2 separate regions of the Homo sapiens genome follow, and region 1 is linked to region 2. Evidence: read pairs that join two places in POLR2A ChIA-PET (ENCODE). Cell type or tissue: GM12878. All regions are shown on one strand. Each heading gives the region's core, and the rest is flanking DNA. Links, peaks and the distances in the headings are about the cores only. Region 1 holds the start of LYRM7 (LYR motif containing 7). Region 2 holds the start of LOC124901061 (a long non-coding RNA gene).

Region 1 (11,710 bases), core at 2,602-7,601, 52 kb before region 2:
ATCCCAGCACTTTGGGAGGCCGAGGTGGGCTATCATGAGGTCAGGCGTTTGAGACCAGCCTGGCCAACATGGTGAAACCCTGTCTCTACTAAAAATACCAAAAATAGTTGGGCATGGTGGCAGGAGCCTGTAATCCCAGCTACTCGGGAGGCTGAGGCAGGAGAATCGTTTGAACCTGTGAGGCGGAGGTTGCAGTGAGCCGAGATCATGCCATTGCAGCCTTGGCAACAGGGTAAGACTCTGTCTCGAAAAAAAAAAAAAAGCTCCATTATTGGCTTTGAAAATGGAAGGAGTTGGGCCAGGTGCGGTGGCTCACGCCTGTAATCCCAGCACTTTGGGAGGCCAAGGCAGGCGGATCACGAGGTCAGGAGATTGAGACCATCCTGGCTAACATGGTCAAACCCCGTCTTTACTAAAAATATAAAAAATTCGCTGGGCGTGGTGGCAGGCGCCTGTAGTCCCAGATAATCAGGAGGCCGAGGCAGGAGAACGGCGTGAACACGGGAGGCGGAGCTTGCAGTGAGCTGAGATCAGGGAGGCGGAGCTTGCAGTGAGCTGAGATCATGCCACTGCACTCCAGCCTGGGCGACAGTAGGAGACTCCTTCTCAAAAAAAAAAAAAAAAAAAAAAAAAAAAGGAAAAGAAAATGGAAGGAGCCAAAAACAGGTAGCATTTTGTAAGTCAGAAGTCCAAATTGAGTTTCACTGAGCTAAAATCAAGTGTTGGCAAGGGTGCATTCCTTCTGGATGCTCTAGGGAAGAAATCATTTCCTCACCGTTTCCAATTTCTAGAGGAGGCTTGCTTGGTTTGTGGCCCCTTCCTCCATCTTCCTCCATCTTCAAAGCCAGCAGCAGAACATCTTCAAACTTCTCCCTGACTCTGCTTCCTTCTTTCACTTATAAGGATCCTTGTGATTACACTGAGTCCAGCACACAATCCAGGATAATCTTCCCATCTCAAAATACTTAATTTAATGACATCTTCAAAGCCTCTTGTCATATATAACATAGTCAGAGGTTCCGGAATCTCAACAGTTATCTTCTGGAGGCCATTATTCTGCCTACTACATAGCTCTGTGAACTTACATGATGAACATGCTGGAATTTCCTGTTCAGTTCTGCGACTTATACTTTGAGATGCAAACTTTAAAAAGACAATGAAATTTCAGAACCTTCCAAATTTATTAAGCCAAGGGGGCAAAGTTAAGCCTTGAAAACTGAGTCATGTAATACAGCTGTTTTTCTTCTCTGGTGCATGACTATTGTTGCTTCCCGACCTTTGTGTTGAGATGTTATACATTAATCAGACTCCCTATTCTTCGTTTCAAACCTGGACTACATAATATTAGAGCTGTAGACCCTTGTGATTGTTACTTTTTTACGATAGAATATTAAGCAACCACCTTAGAGTGTAATCAATACTAGCCAATCAGATCTTAAATCTGGATGTTATCCATTGTTTGGAAAATGTTGTAATTCTGTTTGGCATCTCCATTTTGTCTTATATAAACCATCTTCAATTTTCCTTACGCTGGAAGCACTGATCAGCATTCTTTGGTGTCTACATGTTCCCATATGACTGCCCTTACACTTTACAGTTGAATAAACCTTTTTAACTGGATCCTTAGCCTTTTGATTATTTTGGGGTGACAAGACAAACCAGGCCATGTTCCCAGAACAACTAGAATAGTGAAGAGCCCACCTCATATGTGGAACAGTTAAAGGAGACATGCAGATTTATTTAAGAAAAGAGGAGCCACAGAACTGAACTGATTCTGTCATTATAGAACTGTTTTAAAGTATCAGCAGATGAGGGACTTTGGTTAACTGAATTCAGGACAGTAGCTAGCAAGAAATCATCACAATAAGTTATGAATTTTCAGGAAGCTGCACTATGAGTCTACACTGAAAATGGGGGAGCGGGGACGGGGTATCTTTTAAATCACCGTCAGCATTCAGAAAACACAATGCAAGGTCCAAGATCATCTAGTTTATTGTTTCTCAGATAAAAGACAATATCCAGTATACTTGGTTTAATCGCTTCATTACGTTAAATGTTCTGCAAATCGAATGCATCTTAATTTTAAAAAATCGATTATCTTGTTATTCTCAGAATGACTTGCAATAATTCCTTAGAATAACATAGATCACAGAGAAAGAAAAGGGCCTTGGAAATCCATTGGTCCAGATCTTTCATTTTTAATAAGAAGTCAATTTTACCTAAAAGTTAACCTGAAAGGCTACACGGGTAGGGAAGGAGAACAATTATGCAATAGGAACAATAGGAAAAGGTTGTGGCGCGTTAGTAACGTGACTACAGAGTTTTTTCTTGATGCTTGCAAGGTCATAAGTTGAAACGCACTTAAATACTTATGATTGTTTCTAATTATGATGCTGCTGATTAATTACCCATTTCTGACCTCTTTATCAGCAAAACCAAGGAGTAGAGAGAGCTGAATAGGCAAAATGTAAAGGGTAAAACTAGGCTTTACGGTCAGGCATAGCGGATTTGCATCCCAGATCTCCATTTACTAAATGTGCGAACTTCAGCGAGTAATTTAACCTCACCTTCTATGGAAATAAATGAGAGAATATACGCATAAAATTTTTAGGAGTCAGTGTTCCAATCAATGCCCGCTGCAGCTGTTAGGACTTGGCTTTTATTTATGCACATTTCCAAAGAGATAGTCGCAACTGGGAAACGTTAAAATAAAGGTTCTTTTACAGACGATCCTATACCCTAAACAGGAGGTAACAAAACGCGGGTGCCGACGCCATCCACTATATACAAACCTAGTCCGCCTAGCAGACGATCCCTGCGCCGGAAGTGACTGTGCCCCTAACTAACATGGCGTCCAGGTGATTTCCGTTCTCTTCTGGCCAGTAATTGGGCTCTGCGGCTCCTCGCGATTTTACCAGTTCCCATCCGTTTAGCAAACGCCTTTAGCAAACGCCCGTTTAGCAAACGCCTCCTCCGTCCTTTGGAGGAGGGCGGGGCTAAAAGGGAGATGCTGCCTAGTGATTCGTTGTGGCGCATTAGTAACGCGACTACAGGGGGCTGGAAACAGTTCAGTCTTTGATTGGTTGCTGAGAGGCGGGGCTACTCGACTGCTCTGGAGGTAGCGGCCGCGGTGAGGAGAGCCATGGGACGGGCAGTCAAGGTGACAGGGCCCGGGAAGGGGTGGGTACGATGCCGTCGGGGAGGGTATGTTCGCGTCCTTGAGAAAACTGTCTGGAGTCTCTGGAGGCTGGGGCTCCTGACCCTTTATGGAGGATGTGGCTGTTACCCCAGAGAAGCCAGATGACCAACTCCTAGGGGCAGTTGAGGGTTTGTGCACGTGCGGAGGAGAGCGGGAGGCACCAGTGTGGTTCCTACTTCTTGGTACTAACTTGGTACTCAGTGTTTATCCATGATACAAATCTGCGACTTGAGTTCTGCCCTCGTTTCATCTTCAGACCGAGTATTTGTCTGAGGGACCCATTTCATATCCCTGGGAAGTATAGGAGACGCCAAAGGCTGACCTGAGCAACAGCAGTTCAATGAGGTGAAAGTTTATTCAGATAAACAGAAGGTGCACAGAAGTCTAGCAGCCAAGGAAACCGAACCCCAGCAAAGTTACTTGTCAAAAGTAACAGCAAGACAGAGCAGGGACTGGTGAGACCTGAGCTCACTGAATGAGCTTGGGATGTGATGGCTGTGCTCGGATTATACCTCTCTGAGTACCTACCTGGTCTCAGATTCATTTCTCACGCCCAAGCATGATGCACGTTCCTGCCCGGCGCACAATTCTCATTGGCAGCCATCCTTTAACGTTTAACATCAGCATGGCCAATTGGGATCTGTAGTTGTCACTGGCTGAAACATAAACATGAGGAAATAGCCTGCTATAATATGGTGAAGAAAAGCAGTGTTTATGTCTAGTCAATAATATGGGAACCACCAAGCAGCCTTCATGTACTTTTGTACATAATGTCACAGCACCAATAGAAACAGAATTGCTCAGGGTTATTCATTCAAAAATTTATTTGAATGTCCATAATAGCTATTATTATAGCCAACAACCAACATTTAGCCTATATTGTCTAAGCATAGTGGATGCAACAATAAGCTGAACATCCTTGCCTTCATAAAGAAATCTAGCAGGTGGGGAGACCTTAAACAGTTATTTAATTACAGTTGTAATAAATGCTTTGATTTGAAACTGCAGTGTTTTGTGAGCATATAACTAGGATTTCACATACGATCTCTCAAGGGGCTGGGTGCAGAGGCTCACACCTGTAATCCCAGCACTTTGGGAGACCGAGGCGAGAGGATCACATGAGGTCGAGAGTTCGAGACCAGCCTAGGCAACATGGTGAAACCCTATCTCTACTAAAGATACAAAAATTAGCTGGGCATAGGGGCGGGTGCCTGTAATCCCGCTACTCGGGAGGCTGAGGCACAAGAGTTTCTCGAACCTGGGAGGTGGAGGTTGCAGTGAGCCGAGACTGCGCCACTACACTCTAGCCTGGGTGACAGAGCAAGACTTCATCTCAAAAAATAAGTAAATAAATAAATAATCTCTCAAGGAAGTTCAGACCTGACGTTTGATTAGAAATTAGCTAGAGAAGAGAAAAAAGCATTCTAGAAAAGGCAACTAGCACATGGAAAGTCCTTGAAGTGGGGATTTGGTTGGAAAACTTGGATACAAATGGAATTAAGTAGGATTCATTCCAAAAACACTTTTGGTAGAGCCTACAATATATAGAAGGCACTTATGCTACATGTGGGAAGATACAAAGGTGACCAGTCCAACAAGGGTGACAACAAGATCCTACGTCCAAAAAAAAATAGGAAAGTGAAACCTAGCACAGAAATTATAACCCTTAAAATTAATCCATTATTCAAGAAAATTGAGGCAAAAAGGCTGTTACTTGTCCAAGCTTACATTAAGTGACAATCTCAGATTCAAACTCATCTGACTATAAAGAATCCACTTTTCATCTACACTGCCTGAATTGTCCAATCAGTATAAGTAAATGAGGAAGAGAATACAGTCTGTGACCTGGCTTTCTGCATTTTAATAAAAGTTTATCTGCTCCAAGGTAATGTTAACTCCAATAGTGCTATGGCAATAATGATAACATTTTCTTACACTAGTCCTCTTAAATTAGGGATGCTAATTTGTTGTACTAATGTTGTACTTTAAATAGCATGTAAAACCATTATGTTTACTTACTTCTCATTTTTTTAATCCCATGCAACATGTCTTCTCTGCTCTTGCAATATTAAAATCCCTGGGATTCTACGATGCTTGCAAAGCCCGTATTTTTACCAAGGCAATCCAGGCTTTTACTATCAAGCACCTCAGAGTTATTCCAGCCTCTACACATTACTCAATTCCAAAGCCACTTCCACATTTTTAGATACAGGCATACCTAGGTGATGCTGCAGGTTTGGTTCAAGCCCACGGCGACGAAGTGTATATTGCAGTAAAGCGAGTAATACAAGTTTTTTGGTCCCAGTGCATATAAAAGTTATGTTTACACTATAATGTAGTCTATTAAGTGTGCAGTAGCATTATGTCTTTAGAAAGTACATATGTTGGCTGGGAAAGGTGGCTCACGCCTGTAATCCCAGCACTTTGGGAGGCCCAGGTGGGCGGATCACAAGGTCAAGAGTTCGAGACCCATCTGGCCAACGCAGTGAAACCCCGTCTCTACTAAAAATACAAAAATTAGCTAGGCTTGGTGGCACTTGTCTGTAATCCCAGCTACGCTACTCAGGAGGCTGAGGCAGCAGAATCCCTTGAACCCAGGAGGCAGAGGCTGCAGTGAGCCGAGATCGCACCATTGCACTCCAGCCTGGGCAACAAGAGCAAAACTCCATCTCAAAAAATAAAAAATAAGGAAGTACATACCTTAAATAAAAAAATACTTTTTTGCTATAAAATGCTAACAATTATTTGAGCTTTCAGAAAGTTGTAATCTTTTTGCTGATGAAAGATCTTGCCTCGATGTTGATGGCTGCTAATTGATCAGATTGGTGGTTGCTAAAGGTTAAGATGACTGTGACAATTTCTTAAAATAGGACTACAGTAAAGTTGACCACATTGATTGACTCTTTCACACACAAAAGATTTATCTGTAGCATGCAATGCTGTTTGATAGCATTTTACCCACAGTAGAGCATCTTTCAAATTGGATTCAATCCTCTCAACCCCAGCCACTACTTTATCAACTGAGTTCATATAATATTCTAAATCCTTTGTTGTTATTTCAACAATGTTTACAGCATCTTCACCAGGGGTGAAGTGATGTGAGTGATGATCTTCATAAACTCAAGAATCCACTTTCTTTGCTCATTCATGAGAAGCAACTCCTCATGCATTTAAGTTTTATCGAGATTGCAGCAATTCAGTCACATCTTAAGGCTCCACTTCTTATCCTAGTTTCACTTGCACTTTCCACGTATCTGCAGTTAATTCCTCCACTGAAGTCTTGAACCCCTCGAAGTCATCCATGAGTGTTCAAATAAGTTTCTTCCAAATGCCTGTTATTGTTGCTATTTTGGCCTCCTCTCTTGAATTCTCTGAATGGCATCTGGAATGGTGAATCCTTCCCAGGAGGTTTTCAATTTACTTTGCCTAAATTCATCAGAGGAATCACTGTCTATGGCAGCTATAGCCTTATGAGTCTTTTAAATAAGACTTAGAAGTCTGGCTCACACCTCTAATCCCAGCACTATGGGAGGCTGAGGTGGGCAGATTGCTTGAGTCAGGAGTTCAAGACCAGCCTGGGCAACATGGCAAAACCTGTCTCTACAAAAAGTACAAAAATTAGCTCAATGTGTGGCATGCGCCTGTGCTCCCAGCAACTTTGGAGGCTGAGGTGGGAGGATCGCTTGAGCCCAGAAGATCGAGACTTCAGTAAGCCATGATCGTACCACTGCACTCGAGCCTGGGTGACAGAACAAGGCCCTGTCTCAAAAAAAAAGGACTTAAAAGCCAAAATTACTACTTGGCCTTGACCTGCGGGGCTGCAAAATGGATGTTGTATTGGCAGTCATGAAAACAATATTAATTTCCTTTTACATCTCCATCAGAGCTCTTGGGTGATGAGGTGTGTTGTCAGTGAGCAGTAATATTTTGAAAGGAATCTTTTTTTTTCTGAGCAGATCTCAACAGTGGGCTTAAAATATCCGCGAACCATGCTTTAAACAGATGCACTTTGTTGATTTGTAGAGCACAGGTAGAGTAGACTTAGCATAATTCTTAAGGGTCCTAGGATTTTGGAATGACAAATTATTGGCTTCAACTCAAAGTCACCAGCTTCAATCTCTTTTTTTTTTTTTTTTTTGGTGATGGAGTTTCGCTATTGTTGGCCAGGGCAGAGTGCAGTGGCGCAATCTCGGCTCACCACAACCCCTGCCTCCCAGGTTCAAGCAATTCCCCTGCCTCAGCCTCCCGAGTAGCTGGGATTGCAGGCATGCACCACCATGCCCGGCTAATTTTGTATTTTTAGTAGAGATGGGGTTTCTCCATGTTGGTCAGGCTGGTCTCAAACTCCTGACCTCAGGTGATCTGCCTGCCTTGACCTCCCAAAGTGCTAGGATTACAGGCATGAGCAACATGAGCAACCACGCTCGGCCTTTTTTGGGTGTGTTTGTTTGTTTTGTTTTGTTTTGTTTTGTTTTGAGACAGGGTCTCACTCTGTCACCCAGCCTGCAGTGCAGTGGTGTCATCTTGGCTCGCCGCAACCTCTGCCTCCCAAGCTCAAGAGATCCTCCCACCTCAGCCTCCCGAGTAGCTAGGACTACAAGCACCCTCCACCACGCCTGGCTAATTTTTTTATTTTTTGTAGATACAGGGTTTGGCCATGTTGCCCAGGCTGGTTTTGTTTTGTTTTGTTTTGTTTTGTTTGAGATGGAATCTCGATGTCACCCAGGCTGGAGTGCAGTGGCACCATCTCGGCTCACTGCAACCTCCACCTCCCAGGTTCAAGCAATTCTCCTGCCTCAACCTCCCAAGTAGCTGGGATTACAGGTGCCCACCACCACACCAGCTAATTTTTTGTATTTTTTAGTAGAGACAGGGTTTCACCATGTTGGCCAGGCTGGTCTTGAACTCCTGTGCTCAAGCGATCCACCCACCTCAGCTTCCCAAAGGGCTGAGATTACAGGCGTGAGCCACTGCATCAGCCTGCGTTAGCTTATTAAGAGCTAATTAAGCTCTTATTAATAAGGATATTTCACATTTTACTTCCCCGTTCATGAGTTCATGGACATTTAGGTTATTTCTACTTTTTCACTATTATGAATAATACTACCATGAACATTAGCATACATGTTTTTGTGTGAACATGTTTTCATTTGTCTTGAGTATATACCTAGTAGTAGAATTTCTGGGTCATAAGATAACTGTAGGTTTAACTTTTTTTAGCAACTGCCAAACTGTTTCCCAAAGCAACTGTACCATTTTAAATGCCAAACAATGTATAAGAGTTCCTATTTTTCCATGTCCTTGTCAACTCTTTTTATTGACTGTCTTTTTTACAGTAGCCATTCTACTGGGATGAAATGGTATCTCATTGAGGTTTAGATTTGTGTTTCCAGATGGCACATGACATTGAACATCTTTTTATGGCTTATTGGCCATTTATGGGTTTTTTTTTTTTTGGAAGAAATATCTATTCAAATTCTTTGACTTTTTATTTTTCTTAATTTTATTTTAGATTCAGAGAGTACATATGCAGGTTTATTACATGGGTAAATTACATAATGGTGAGGTTTGGGCTTCTAGTGAACCCATCACCCAAATAATGAATATTGTACCCAATAGGTAATTTTTCCACCCTCAACCCCTTCCTATCCTCCTCCCTTTTGGCGTCTCCCTTTTGGCGTTCTATCCACAAAGGCGTACCCTTTGCTTAGCACCTACTTATAAGTCAAAATATGCAGTATTTGATTTTCTGTTTCTGAGTTATTTCATTTAGGATAATGGTCTCCAGCAGCTGCTGCAAAGGACATGATTTCATTCTTTTTTAGTATTCTATGATGTATATATACACCACATTTTCTCATTTGTGTCCTATAAAGCAAACAGCTGCCCTCACAGTTCTACTAGCACCTAGTACTTTAACATCTTTGATGTTATTATTGCTATAAAAATTACCCACAGCTGAGCCCTTTAAGTACATTATATGATTGTCTTTTTTCCCATTTCTTCATCTTTAAATTAATAACTGCCTTTTAAAAATTATTACTTTTTAAAAATATCCTTTAATAGATATCCTAGATATCTGTTCCCAAATTCTAGGCAAAACCAGTCTACCAGTTTCATTTTTCCTTGCAATAACTTTCCTGGAGCAATTCAGTCTTTTGCTATAGTCCTGCCTAGTTGCTTTCTAGTCTGGCTGCACAAATGTTGACTAGCATTTGTCCTTCCCCATGGTCTTTGCCTCTCCCATGTTAGACTACCTGTCTCCTGGGTTCCCATGTCTTTTCCTTTTGTGATTCATTTCCTTATTTTGGTGGAGGATATTCTTCTGTAGCTTTCCAATAAAGTGTGTATGACAGATAAGAGACTTTGCATTTCTGAAAATATGTATTTGCCCTTGTCTTTGAGTGATAGTTTGAGTATCTATGGTGTTCTAAAGCAGACATTTTTTCAAAACTTGAATATGTTATTCCATTGTCTTCTTACAGTGGTGCTATTTAGAAATCAGGTACCATTCTGATTTTTTCCATCCTTTACATGTGAAATGTTGATTCTCTGAGATTGTTCTCATTATCAGCATTGCACTGAACTTAACATCATGCTGTGCTGTGTTATGAGTTTTATGTTGGGCACTTGGTGGAACCCTTTCTATCTTGTAATTCGTGTGCCTTACTTGGTGAAATTTTTTTTCTTCCCTTTTACCCAAATATTAAGTGAAAATTTTAAAATTTCTTCCCTCCCTTTTCTCTTTTCTCTCTTGTTGGCCCTTCTGCTAATCTAGCTGTTGGGCCTTCTCCCTTAATTTTCTTATCTTTCCTCTCCTCAATTTCTGTTTCTGAACTTTTATTCTACATTCTGGGCAATTTTTCTCAACTTAATCCTTACTTTCACCTGTTTGATAGCCAAGAGCTTTTGGGAGTTTTTGGAATGTTCCTTTTTAAATTTACTGTAGCTTTTCATTGATGTTATTCCATCTCTGCGATAACATGTTTCTGAGGAAGTTTTTTATGGCAGCTTGGTTTTTATTTTTAAATTTTTTTGCTCTGTTTCTTATTTCTGTTTTCATGTCTGCCTTTGATGTTATAGGTTTTCTAATATACGTAAAACACTTAAAATGGTGTCTAGCACACAGTATGCTTAGTAAATGTTAGACAGTATTTGCAGAACAGACTGGAGGACAGGAGGGTGTGGTGGCAAAGTGACAAACCTTTGTAAGTAGTCTAAGAGATGGGGAGTGCCTGAACATAAGTGATTTTGTTGAGAGAGGATAAAAGAAAGATTACAGAGACATTTCTAAAGTTTCCACGACAAGAGTAAGGTATAATAAAAGGATGACCTACTGATTTCTGGCTTCAGAAACTTGGTGGCCTCCAATAAGTAAAATAGAGAAGAGTGGAGGAAGAGCAATATTGAGAGAACAATATTGAGTACCTTTTTGGACTTGAGAAGTGTGAAGTGACCTCAGCATATCACTAAAGCCTCTTCACAATCTGTCTTTTACCAAAATGCCAGGCTCTTTTCTCTCTTTTTATTTTTTTCAATACAGACTCAGAATATTCATAAGTCTCAACATTTCACTTATCTTTTATGAAATAGCAATTAAAAGGGCCAGACGTAGTGGCTCACACCTGTAATCCCAGCACTTTGGGAGGCCAAGTCAGCGGACCACGAGGTCAGGAGTTTGAAACCAGCCCAGCCAACATGGTGAAACCCCGTGTCTACTAAAGATAACAAAAAATTAGCTGGGCGTGGTGGCACACGCCTGTAATCTCAGCTACTTGGGAGGCTGAGGCAGGAGAATCGCTTGAACTCGGGAGGTGGAGGTTGCAGTGAGCCGAGATTGTGTCATTGCACTCCAGCCTGGGTGACAAGGTGAGACTCCGTCTCAAAAAAAAAAAAAAAAAAAAAAAGGGAATAGCAATTAAATTTGTCTAAATTGTTTAAAACATCTTCCTTCTGTGGCCTCTTTTAAGATGCAATAAATTCATAATTTTGCATATGTGTGTGTATGATATTGAGCAGATTAAAACTTCAATAGGTTAAGAAAAATGAGAACAGATACATACCAGACTGGTAAAGTAGCAGACTGGTTTTTAGCATGAGGATTATTAACTTTTTAACCATCCTTATATTGTTTTATTTATTTCAAAGAACTTTGTATTATTTTTGTAAATAAGGCTAAAAATGTTTTTAATGTAGAGATAAATAATCAAAGGAAAGTTATTTTGGCAAGTCCTGGTTTTCACCAACTATTTTTAAAAATAGTCTATGAAACAAACAGAAAAGGAATACTGTTTAATCCTTATAATACGATTTGTGTGAAATGTGAAATGTTTTCCTTTTGAGGTCTGAATTCTGATTTTCTTTTTCTTTTTCTTTTCTTTTTTTTTTTTTTTTTCTTTTTTTTTTTTTGAGACAGGGTCTTGCTCTGTCACCCAGGCTGGAGTGTAGTAGTGCAGTCAGAGCTCATTGTAGCCTCAACTTCCTAGACTCAAGCAATCCTCCCACTTCAGC
Region 2 (13,367 bases), core at 3,224-8,223:
ATACTTCCCTCTATGATAGTGAACAAGTAAGATTGAAAAACACAATTCAATGAGATGAGTCATTAACTATTGTACTCAGAACTTGGGCTGCTATAACATCACTTACAAAAACATCATGTTGTGGCTTTGATACACAATGCAGAAAAAGAGGCGAGGCATGGTGGCCCATTCCTATAATCCCAACGCTTTGGGAGGAAGAGACAGCCAAATCGCTTGAGCTCAGGAGTTCAAGACCAGCCTGAGAAACATGGCAAAACCCCATCTTTACTACAAATTTAAAAATTAGCTGGGTGTGGTGGAATGTGCCTGTAGTCCTGGCTAGTTAGGAGGCTAAGATGGGAGAATCACTTGAGCCCAGGGGGCAGAGGTTGCAGTGAGCCATGATTGCACCACTGCACTCCAGCCTGGGCAACAGAGCAAGAACCTGTCTCAAACAAACAAACAAAAAAAGTTGTGGGTTGCCACAGCAACTGTAATATAGATATCTTTTGGAATAAGATTTTGATTACTTCTGCTTGTAATCACTCTAATTCCTCTATATTTCATGCCAATATGTTTGATCAGGGATTACTGAGAAACACTGAATTTTTATACATGTAGGTTGTCAGCGCATAATGCTGTGGTCATATGCTTACATTTAATTATGCCATTGTTTTAAGAATAACCCTGTTTTAAAAATACTTTTGACCTTTATCTCAGATTTTTGTTTGTTTGTTTGTTTTTGAGATGGAGGCTCTGTCCCCCAGGCTGGAGTGCCGTGGCACCATCTCGGCTCACTGCAACCTCCGTCTCCCGGTTCAAGCGATTCTCCTGCCTCAGCCTCCCGAGTAGCTGGGACTACAGGCGTCTGCCACCAGGCCCGGCTAATTTTTTGTGTTTTTAGTAGAGAAGGGGTTTCACCGTGTTAGCCAGGATGGTCTCGATCTCCTGACCTCGTGATCCGCCCACCTCAGCTTCCCAAAGTGCTAGGATTACAGGCATGAGCCAGCGCTCCTGGCCAGAAAATATTTCTAAGCAAGCAGCATATAACACTTATTTTCATCTGCAGCATCATAGTTAGCTAAGTGACTTTAGGGTACCTTGATAGAATATTCCATTATAGATGTAGAAAACAAGCTAGAATGACAGAAGATAGTACATTGTTTGCGATCACAAAATAAATCAAGGCAGAACTGTTACTGGAATTGTACTCAGGATGAGCCATTCACCAGGTATTGTTTTCCTGACAAGTATGCTATGATGCTATGGCCTGATTACTAGAGCACAGTTCAGTAGAATGTGCGTGTGTCTATGCACATTTGACCACATTTCCAAGTCCTACATACTCTTCTGTGTGTCTGCCAAACCAAAACGTCTATAGGAGTACCTCACCAGAAACCTTTTTTTTTTTTTTTTTTGAGATGGAGTTTCACCCTGCCGCCTAGGCTAAAGTGCGGTGGCGCGATCTTGGCTCACTGCAGCCTCCACCTCCTGGGTTCAAGCAATTATCCTGCCTCAGCCTCTCAAGTAGCTGGGACTACAGGCACCCACCACCACACTCGGCTAATATTTTGTATTATTAATAGAGATGGGGTTTCACCATGTTGACCAGGCTGGTCTCAAACTCCTGACCTCATGCGAGCCACCCGCCTTGGCCTCCCAGAGTGCTAAGATTACAGACGCCCAGCCTCACCAGAGACTTTAAATCAAACTTGTCCAACCCGCAGCCCACGGCCACATGCAGCACAGGATGACTTTGAATACCGCCCAACACAAATTCATAAACTTTCATAAAACATTATGAGATTTTTTTGCGATTTTTTTTTTTTAGCTCATCAGCTATCATTAGTGTTAGCGTATTTTACGTGTGGCTCAAGACAATTCTTATTCTTCCAATGTGGCCCAGGGAAGCCAAAAGATTGGACACCCCTGCTTTAAATGTTCTGCTCATCTATTCTGCCTTCCAGTCAAATCAAAATTCATCAACACCCTTCTGTATGCAAAGCAGCACAGCATTAGCTACTATACAAAATACCAAAAAAAAAGTGAGAAATGTGACCCCACCCTCAGAATTCACAATGTAATATTCTCTTGTGTGAGCACATTACCAGTGAAAAAAAAAACAAAACAAAATAAGTGGCTCTAGAATACCCATTCTTTTTTTTCCAAAAAGTTAAGCTTTCTTGCACTACTTCTATTTCAGGATGGAGAAGCTTCATGCCTAACAGAGTATCTGACTTATTTGTTTCATTTTTTTTCTCCTCAACAAACGATTTCTAACACTTACTTACAAAATTGAATTCTTCTTTCTCATTTTTTCACCTTCATTTACAGCAGTTTTTCCTCTCCCTTTTCCCACTTCCCATTAGCTCTTTTCCATAGGTGAATTGCACAAATTTAATATTTTGTTAATTGTTAAATGTTGGTATTGAGAAGAATATAGCAAGTTACCATTGATTCATATGTATACCTGAAGTCAGAAATCATTTAAATATGAAGAATATTTAGTCAATATAATTTTAGCATAATTAAACAATTAGCAATGTGAATAAGAAATCACTCCCAAACCTTTCAGACAGCTCTGACTCATCATTACATAATGCTCACATGGGTGAGTGTTTCAGAAATTGTTTGAATTCATAAGAAAGAGCAGCTAAGTGTTTCTACTTTAATATATCTGTGATGACAAGAAATTTTCACTCAAATTTTACTAATTTGGGATGGAATCTCATAATGCAAAGATGAAATGGATTTTTCACAAGCACACAGGAAGTCAGTAAGGAGTTCTTGGCCATCCAAAAGTCTCTAAGTCCTGAGATAGATTTTTATATACTGGTTAAAAGCATAGGCTTTTGCTACAAGACTGCCTGGGCTGACCCCCAGCTTCCTCTGTCCCTCAGTTTCCTCATCTATAAAGGGAGAATGAATAATAGTCCCTACCTGAAATTAATTAATATATTTGAACTACTTAGAACAGCACCTGGCACATTATAAGCACTGAACATGTTAGCTATTCTTTGCATTATTTGATAATGACATTGAACCAAAGAAACTAAGACTTTACTAAATGAAATTTTAAACAAACATAAAATGAATGGAGGTGGAGACTCTCCCATGCTGCTGCACTTGCTTTTGTATTTCTACTGCATGTATGTTGTCAGCTGAGTTCCCTACAATCTTGTTTTGGCCTCAGATGGCACACTATCTGCTCCTTATGCAGTTGTTTTATCTCAGCGTCTTCTTTAACAGTGAGATATGCATTGGTGTGGACACAGAAGAGGATGTGAGTGGAGGGCATGGCACCCTTCACTTCTCAATACCATTCCCAGTGATTCCCATAGAAAGACAGACACAATGACAATATCATTTGCTACCTTAATCCTGCCACTTACTCCAGCCTTTGCTTCTGACTCTGCTCCTGCTGCCAAGCTTTCAGCTTTGTCCTAGATTCAAGTCTCCAGCCCTCTCACCCTGAAAGGTATAATAAATGCTGACTGGCTTCTTAGCTAATGTAATTAAATCATTGGCACCCCATCCATTTTCTTAAAATAGCAGATTACTTTCTCCCCTACTTCCAAGCACTGTTTCTTAGCTAATTTGACTCATCATCATCCTATCCATTTACTTAAAAATAGAAAATTGTTTTCTCCCCTTTTTTCACTTCCTTTCCAATCCTATATGGAACTCAAGTGACTATAAAACATAATTGTTTCTTTCTTTCCTCTAGTCCCACCAGACATTTTAATCTAATATGGAGCATCTTCAGACCATCAGGAATGCCCCTTATCTGGCTTTCCCCTAAAAATACCTGGAGCGTGTTTTCAGTCGTCTGGCCCTTGACCTTCGCTTTTGGGATAAGGCATGTTTCTGCAGGATGAGTACTGGGAAGATGTCTGGGGGGGCACAGCTGCCAAGTTTGAAGCTGTCTTATCATTGATTCAACAAACACTGTTGCTTTCTTGTGATCAATATCACAACTCAGATCAAAAAATGCGATTTTCTACATAAAATAAAAACTCCACCCAAATTACTTGTTACCATATATGAACTATTTCTGTTCTGTTTTAAAGCCTATTTCAGTTCTGTTTATTTACTAGATCCTAATTCCTCTCACCCAGTAAAGGACATTGCTCCAATAGTTCCTGCTCCCTAGCCCAGTTTTTAACCCTTCACTAAATCATTTCCATCAGCCTACTACAATGCCATTATTTGTAGCATCTTTAATAAAATGAACAAAAAACCCTTTTTGACTACTTTCCCCTCTATCTACTGCCCAATTTTTTAATAGCTAAACTTCTTAATAGCCATCTGTAAATTCTGTCCTCAACTTTTCCTTTACCACTCTGTCTTGAACTGGCCCCAATAAGGCTTTTGCCCACATGACTCCACCAAAACTATTATCAAAGCCAGCAAGTGTCCTCCATGTTGATCATTCCAAGGGTCAATCCTGAGTCCTCATCTTACCTGACCAGCAGCATTTTATGACACGGATCATTCCCTCCTCCTGGTTGCACCCTCTACACTTGGTTGCCAGGACAGCATACCCTCTTGGTTTTCTTCTGTTTCTTCTCAGTATCTGGCTGATTTGGCCTTTACTGTCTAACCTCTCAGTGTTGGAATGCCCAGGCTCTGTCCTGAGCCTGTTTTTCTTCTCTCTCCACACTCACTTTCTTAAAAATCTCATCTGTTTCCTGGGCCATAAATGCCACCTCTAATCTGAAAACTCATAAATGTATTTCTCCAACTCAAGCCTCTCTCTTGAACTCCTGACTCACATATCTAACTATCTAGTCAACATCTCCACTCGAATATCTACTGGGTATCTCAAACTGAATAGATCTCATAGAGAATTCCAGATCTTACTTTTCTAACCTACCTCATCTGCAGCCTTCATGGTAACTGCATCCTTTCATCTGCTCAGGTCAAAAGTCTTAGAGTTAGCTATGAATCTTCTCTCTCTGCCACATCTCACATCCAGTCTGTCAAGAGTTCCTGTTGGGTTCTCCCTTCAAATATATGCAGTATCTGACCACCCACCACTTCCTTGGTTACTGCCCTGTTCTGAACCACCATCCTTTCTCACCTGGCCTAACCCAATAACCTCCTCCCTATCTCTCTTCCTCTAACTTAAACTCCATAGTCCATTCTCAAAACAGCAGCCAGAGTGAGCTTCATAAATGTAAGACAGCTGCTATCATTCATCTGTTCAAAGTCCTGCAATAACTTCCCATTTTACTCAGAACGAAAGTCAAAATTCTTACAAGAGGCTCAACATTGCCTCTTTTAAGAGTGAAGCGTGCTGAATGGCCACAGAGAAAAGGGTGACCGCAGCAGATGCAGGAGCCAAAGCAGAAGGTCAGGCAAGGGAGTAGGACAAGGCAGCAGGACAAGCAGAAGCAGCATCTGGGTAGAGTGAAGGCATCAGGCCAGCAGCAGCCCATGTGGGGGTGCCCAGCAGGGGACCTAGAGGCAGAAGCAGCAGACTGGAAGACAGGGAATGGGGGGTCCACATGAAGCAGCTATGGTGGGCATGGCAGGCAGAGAGGGTAAGCAGTGGCCGCCGTGTGAACAGTGGCTTAGGTGGAGCCCTGAGCCAAGCTCAGAGGATAGCAGCAGCCTGGTTGAAATCGAAGTGGTGGCCCAGAGCCAGGGGAAGCCCAGAGCAAAGCAAAGGAACATTACACACAGTGGCTTCTCTTGATTCATGACACTATGTAACAACCTCTAAAAACCCTGGAGAGGTGTCCATAGGAGAGAACCTTGAAAGAAGTCTAGAGTGGTACAGTTATTTGTGTGAGAGCTTTCAAACTAACGGGATTTCAGGCCTAAATATTAAGGTGATTTTATGCGTACCTACAAGCCAGGGAGTTATAGGGACATTCAGAGCTACATACTTGTTTATGACTGTCCTAAAAGAAACTGTCTCATACAGTAGCAAGGTCAAGATTTCTGAAAAACAAACACAGAGGCTAATCCTGTGGGTGATTGAATTACAAGGCAATTTGAATTTACAACCCCACAGGATCACTTTTGTTCAAGTACAACACTGATTGGGAAGAAGTGGGACTTTGGAAATTGGCATGAGGAGTCTATAGAAAGATTTGAATGAAGCTTGGTCATTGACCTCTATGTTCCGCCAAGGCTCCTTTGCTTGCCCTACTTCCCTGCCTGAGAAAGTCAGTCTCCCCTTGCATGAAGAACCTGGAAGAGTGACTTTGTAAGAGACAAATCCTCCTCAGGACCTATCCCTACTATCTCTCATTGTTTCTAGACCTACAACCAGATTTAAATCACAGCAGGCCTCAGGAGGTCAGTTACCAAGTGTGACCTATGAGAAGGAACTAAACACACCAAAAAAAAAGGTAAGATCTTACCAATTGTGATTGATAAAAATGTGTGGAGCATGTTTGGCATCCCAAGAGTGTTGGATCAGGGTGGAAGGAATTTAAAATAGGATCAGGCCGAATTTATTGTTATGGGTACATGAAGCAGAGATTCTTGATTTGATGTGTTAGCTCAAGAAACTGAAAGTGGCTTTAACCATTTCCATGGCTGTTCACTGAAACCTGGAACCGAAGGATAATTGGTCCTGGGGTAGCAAGGATCAACTGGCCCTGTTTAATTGCCAAAGACAGGATGGGTATGGTTGACACAATTGGTGGCGAAGCGAAGTAGTAACCAGAAACGATTGTCTTGCAGAGATCTTTGGTGTTAGCTAATTGCTCATGGTTGTCTCAAGTCTGAATTAGGTGGACAGTCTACTGAAGTCTCACTTTAGTATAGCAATTTAGTATCATTTGTATGTAGTATGATTTGAATAAGCAGGAAAGCTCTAGGTTTGATAAGCAGAAGTCTGCCTTTAATTACACAATAGTCTTGGCCCCTTAACAAATTCCTACACTTGAACCAATTCACAAATTTAGAGACCCTTGAATAAAGAGGAGGCCAAGTTCCTGAAGGAATAATCCTGATACATAGCCAAAAGTTTATGTCATAAATCTCCCTCCTCACCTTCCCTAAAGGGGCCTGCAGTCATTCATTTACCAGGGTGATATGCATTGGGGAAAGTGGAATAGCCAAACTTTGTAGAGATTACAGAACACTGGCTTTAAACTGGCACTAATTCCTAGAGGACCAAAGCACCGCTATGGTCCACCAGCCAGAGTAGGGGCTTATGAATGAAGATCAGGTGATTATTGAAGTTTTGGCTGTGATTGGCTTCACAGCAAGTTCAGTAGGTTGTTGAACTCACCCTGTGGTTATTTATCCAATTCTGGCATGTTTAGTTGGAATAGACTTACTCAGCAGCTACCAGTACCCCTGCATTGGTTTCCTTACTCTTGGAGTGAAGGTTATTATAGTAGAAAGGCCAAATGAAAGCTACCACAACTGCCTCTACTTACCAAATAAATGCTCTCACTGGTTTGCTTCCCTGATCAGACCCTAACTCATACAATTACTAAGTAAGACTATTTTAGAGCTTATCTGAGTTACTAATATGATTCTAGCTACATATAGTTAGGCATAAATATAAAATAAAGAAGACCAATGACCTGGTCAGTTCAGCAGCTGGCCAGTCCAGAGGGAACACCATCACATCATTAATATTCATGACATTTTAAAAGAAATTACAAGGCTGGGTGATGACTCACGCCTGTAATCTTAGCACTTTGGGAGGCCAAAGTGGGAGGATCGCTTGAACCCAGGAGTTCAAGTTTACAGTGAGCTATGATTATGCCAATGCACTCCAGCAGCCTGGGAGACAGAGTAAAACCCTGTCTCTAAAATAATACTATAATAATTACAAGATGCAGTCTTATAAGGAAGAAAGACTTTACATCTGTTAAATTTAAATTATGTATTTGGTTGGCGAGGTACAGTGGCTCACGCCTGTAATCTCAGCACTTTGGGAGACTGAGGCAGGTGGATCACTTGAGGTCAGGAGTTCTAGACCACCCTGGCCAACGTGGTGAAACCCCGTCTCTACTAAAATACAAACTAATAAATAAATAAATTCTGTATTTGGTAGATCATGATTCAATGTCAGATTGAGTGGATTTGTTTTATAAAACTAAAATTGAACATTAATTTATAGAATTTTATTTTATTTTTGACACATTTAATCATCCTTTGGCAACATTTCTTACCAAGTATAAAAACGAAAAGTTCTGTTTATTTGCATTATTGAAATCCAGTGGCTTTCAAATATGGGATAGTTCAATAACTTCCAGAATTCTAGAATTGGAGGTGATATAAAGAAGTTTAAAAAAGGAAATTTGGCCAGGTGCAGTGGCTCACGCCTGTAATCTGAGCACTTTGGGAGGCCAAGGTGGGCAGATCTCTTGAGTGCAGGAGTTTGAGACCTGCCTGGGCAACATGGCAAAATCCTGTCTCTACAAAAAAATACAAAAATCATCCGGAGGCTGGGCGTACTGGCTCATGCCTGTAATCCCAGCACTTTGGGAGGCCAAGGCAGGCAGATCACTTGAGATTAGGAGTTAGAGACCAGCGTGGCCCTGTCCATGGTTAGTAGAGACCTTGGCGAAACTCCATCTCTACTAAAAATACAAAAAATAGCCAGGCATGGTGGTGTGCACCTGTAATCCCAGCTACTTGAGAGGCTGAGACATGAGAATCGCTTGAACCTGGGAGGTGGAGGTTGCAGTGAGCTGAGATTGCACCACTGCACTCCAGCCTGGGAGACAGAGCAAGACCCTGTTTAAAAAAAAAAAATTATCCAGGTGTGGTGGTAGGTACCTGTAGTCCCAGCTACTCAGGAGGCTGTGGTAGGAGGATAGCTTGAGCCCAGGAAGTTGAGGCTACAGTGAGCTGTGATTGTGCCACTGCACTCCAGCCTGAACAACAGAGCAAGACCTTGTCTCAAGAAAGAAAGAGAGACAGAGAGAGAGAGAAAATGAAGAGTAAACACAGAGCAACTCTGGTCCTGATGGCTTTCAATTTCCCATGAAGTCCATTGGAATTCTGGCTTCAGTCTTTGACTTCTGTGAGATTTATATCCTTTATGTGAGTTACTCAAGGCTCTGTTCCCTGCAATAAAAGACACATGACTCTAAAAGTAATTAAAATTACATTATTTTTTCCTATAGTGCAAATACCAGCAGCTTTAGCTCCTTACCGTCTTTTAGGGTGTATATCCTCATCATGGACAGAATGTTTGTGTCCCCCTCAAATCACATGTTGAGGCCCTAATTCCCAGTGTGGCTCTATTTGGTAAGGGGCCGCTGAGGAAGTGATTGAGGTTATGTGACCATAAGGATGGGTTTATAAGAAGAAACAACAGAGAGTTTGCTAACTTGCTCCCTTGAGCACATGCACCAAGGAAGGCCATGTGAGGACACAGCAAGAAGGCAGCTGTCTGCAAGCCAGGAAGACAGCTCTCACCAGAAACTAAATTGGCTAGAATCTTGATCTTGGACTTCTAGCTTCTAGAACTCTGAGAAAATTAATTTCTGCTGTTTAAGCCATCCAGTGTGTGGTATTTTGTTGGGGCAGCTGGAGCAGACTAATACAATCCTGAGGTTCTTTCAGAAGTATATCCTGAAGTTTCTGAAGTCCCAGAATGCTACTGTGTGGAGCAAAATCAACTCATTCTCATGGAGAGAACCAGGCTCTCATTCCTAGAAATTTAAAAAACTACATAGACTTATAATTACCTTATGGGGTGTGTGTGTGTGTGTGTATGTGTGTTTTTAGAGATCGGGTTCTTGCTATGTTGTCCAGACTGATCTCAAACTCATGGACTTAAGTGATCCTCCCACCCCAGCCTCCCAAAGTTCTAGGATTACAGGCATGAGCCGCTGCACCCAGCCTATTTTTCTTTTATTTAATATAAACTGAACATTAATTAACCCTATACAATTTCTTCCTGTAGCCTGTAATTTAATTTACTATGTAATTTTATTTTTGTTATTATTATTATTATTATTTTAATTGAGAAGGGAGTCTCACTGTGTTGCCTGAAATGGTCTTGAGCTCTTGGGCTCAAGCAATTCTCCCGCCTCAGCCTCCCAAGTAGCTGAGACTATGGGCAGGTGCCAATGCACCTGGCTAATTTACTCAGTAATTGTTTTTTTAGCAATTTAAGAAAACTTGGAGCTCTGACCTAAAGTAGGTTGTTTGTTTGTTTTTAAATAAAGAAGAGAGAAAGGCCGGGCATAGTGGTTCATGCCTATAATCCCAGCACTTTGGGAGGCCAAGGTGAGTGGATCTCCTGAGCCCAGGAGTTTGAGACCAGCCTAGGCAACATGGGGAAACCCCATCTCTATTAAGAATACAAAAATTAGCCACGCATGGTGGCACGAGCCTGTAGTCCCAGCTACTCAGGGAGCTGAGGTGGGAAGATCACTTGAGCCTGGCATATAGAGGTTGCAGTGAGTCAAGATTACGCCACTGCACTCCAGCCTGGGTGAGAGAGCAAGACCTTGTCTCAAAAAAAGAAAAAAGAAAACTGTAACAGGTATCTATCTATGTACACAGAGCCAAGATTTAACACTATCATTTTACCATGTTTTCTTTGAATATCCTTTCTTTTCATTTAAGAAATAAAACCTTTCCAATATCATTTATAAGCATGGTATTGATTTTATTTAATGATCTAGTACCCAGAAGCACTAGAAGGTTGCTGAGCATCCTACTTGTTCTAATGACAATTCTGTCGCCTCCTTTTAATTTCGCATAATTTCCTTTGGGCTTGTCCTATTGCTGAATCTAAGGCTTCCAGTACAATGTTCACTGGAAAGCATTAAGGGCAGGCATCTTTGTCCTGTACTTGTCTTCAAAGGAAATTTTTCTACTGTTTCACCACTCATAATGATGTTTGTTGCAGTTTACTGGATACCTATTTCAATTATTAACCAATTTTTGAAAATGTAAACCACTTAAGTATTTCAAACAGGAAAGTTAGCTCGGGGAATTAATTACAAAATTATTGAAAAGGCGAAGGGGCAAAAAAGTGAAAAATGGTGTCACTCCAAGCCCAGGAAGTCTGTGCTTCTGAGCAGCTGCAGCACAGCTATTTCTGCTGCTAGAGGCTGCTGCAGAAGAAAACAAATGGATTCTCTCCCTTTGCCACCTTTTAAATCCCCACCATTGTCTCCTACTGACAGAATTGAACCAAACCACAGCAAGGGAACATGGGAAATGTAGTTGTCAGCCTTCCAGCCCTCCAGTGATAGAGAAGAGAAAATGCAAATGCAGGAAAGAAACCGAAAACTAAAAGTCAAATAAATTTCACAGTATTCTCCTTCACATTAGGGAGTTTCTGTCTATTCGTAGTCTTCCAAGGGGTTTATCGTTTGTTTACGTTTTCTGCACCTATTGAGACGTTAATATAGCTTTGCTTTTTAAATCTCTTAACGAGAATAATGAATTATATTACAGATTTTCTCATTGTTAAACCTGTTTTGCATTTCTGCTATAAAGCCTACTTGATCATGATACATCTATAAACATACATACACACACATGTATGTATATGTTTTCTATATGTGTATTTACATGCTTGATTTTATTTCCTAACATTTTGTTTAGGGATTTTACGTAAATGTTTATCAGCAGTATTGACCTTTAGTTTTTCTTTCTCCTTGCTGTCTTTGTGTAATTTTGTATCAAAGTTATACCAGTTATACCAGTTTGTGTCTTCTCCCTCCTTTTTAATTCTCTGGAAGATTAATTGTTATTTGAAGTTTGGCTTTTTAAAAATCTCCTATAAAACACTAAACCTAGTACTTTAAATGAGGACTTGTTTTAGATTAATGATTGTATTTTCATTCATATTTTTCTTTTTGAATCTGTTTCTGGAATTAATATTTTTCTAGAACATTATCTTTTTTTAAGATTTTCAAATTCAGTGGCATAAAACTATTAGAAGTATTTTAAAATAAATTTTAATATCCCAACTCTATCAGATCATTTTTGTTGCATAACAAATCATGCAAAAGCAACAAAAAAAACATGTATTGTTTGTTATGATTCTGTGAGTTGGCTGAATGGTTTCTTTCGGTCTGGGCCAGTTTGGTTGGGACTGAATGGTCTAATCTAACACGACCTTTCTCATATCTCTGGTGTTTGGCCGGCTGGTTAATCTAAAGAGGCCTATCTGAAATTATCTTGTCTTTTACTTGTGAGTTTAATCAGTTCACATTAATTGTGATTTCTGATGTATTTTAATTTATTACTACCAGTCTTACCTTTGCTTTTTGTTTCTTCCTTTTTGCCTTCTGTTGAAATCATTAACTTTTCTTCACCCTTTCTCTATTTTAGAATTGTTATACTTTTTTTTCTTTTTTCTTTTTTCTTTTTTTTGGAAATGGAGTCTCACTCTGTCGCCCAGGCTGGAGTGTGGTGGCACGATCTCCACTCACTGCAACCTCCACCTCCCAGGTTCAAGCGATTCTCCTGCCTCAGCCTCCCAAGCAGCTGGGATTACAGGTGCGCACCATGACCCCTGGCTAACTTGTATTTTTAGTAGAGACAGGGTTTCACCACGTTGGCCAGGCTGGTCTCAAACTCCTGACTTCAAGTGATCCACCCGCCTTGGCCTCCCAAAGTGCTGGGATTGCAGGTGTGAGCCACCACGCCCACCCTAGAATTACTGTACATTTGTTACCTATTTTTTTTTTCTTTTGAGACAGGGTCTTACTCCAGTAGCCCAGGCTGGAGGGCAGTGGCTTGATCTCGGCTTACTGCAGCCTTGACTTCCCGAACTCAGGTGATCCTCCCACCTCAGCCTCCCTAGTAGCTGGGACTACAGGCGTTCACCACTGTGTCCTGCTAATTTTTGTGTTTTTTGTGGAGACGGGGTTTCTCCATGTTGCCCAGGCTGGTCTTGAACTCCTGAGCTCAAGTGATCTGCCCATGTCGGCCTCCCCAAAGTGCTAGGATTACAGGTTTGAACCACCACACCCTGCCTATACCTATTCTTTTAGTGGTTACCTTAAAATGTTATCCTGGGCACAGTGGCTCACGCCTGTAATCCCAGCACTTTGGGAGGCTGAGGCGGGTGGATTACCTAAGATCAGGGATTTGAGACCAGCCTGACCAACATGATGAAACCCCATCTCTACTAAAAATACCAAACATTAGCCAGGTGTGTTGGCGGGCGCCTGTAATCCCAGGTACTTGGGAGGCTGAGGCAGGAGAATTGCTTAAACACAGGAGGCGGAGGTTGCAGTGAGCCGAGATCATGCCACTGCACTCCAGCCTGGGAAACAAAAACAAGACTCGGTCTCAAAAAAAAAAAAAAAAAAAAACAAAACAGAAATATTATCCCGTCTTTAAAATAGCTCAAGTTTAAAATGTGTTTACCCTCTTTTTGACTAATCCTCATCATGCTTTTTCTGCCTAATTCCCATCATCTTCCATATTAT

The links. Peaks named below come from ENCODE experiments on the same cell type or tissue, not always from the same donor. Only the 100,000 strongest peaks of a DNase experiment are listed, where the experiment ranks them.
Region 1: POLR2A ChIA-PET joins it to region 2 with 6 read pairs; 8 of 35 experiments call an interaction of 5 or more read pairs at or near these places.

What each region holds. Positions count from the first base shown.
Region 1 is chr5:131,167,879-131,179,588 of GRCh38, forward strand. It overlaps LYRM7 (LYR motif containing 7), which reads left to right and starts at 3,066. Exons shown (of 5, transcript NM_181705.4): 1 at 3,066-3,160. The coding sequence starts at 3,143. RefSeq lists an enhancer at 2,740-2,929 and a silencer at 3,840-3,889. In GM12878, for the core only: no CTCF peak of the experiment used is centred there; a DNase peak (open chromatin) is centred at 2,963; H3K4me3 peaks cover 2,003 bases; H3K27ac peaks cover 1,030 bases.
Region 2 is chr5:131,219,506-131,232,872 of GRCh38, forward strand. LOC124901061 (a long non-coding RNA gene) reads right to left here and starts at 4,966. Exons shown (of 2, transcript XR_007058932.1): 1 at 4,856-4,966. It also overlaps a transcript of CDC42SE2 not described here. RefSeq lists enhancers at 4,906-4,965, 5,326-5,425. In GM12878, for the core only: no CTCF peak of the experiment used is centred there; a DNase peak (open chromatin) is centred at 5,146; H3K4me3 peaks cover 2,610 bases; H3K27ac peaks cover 3,334 bases.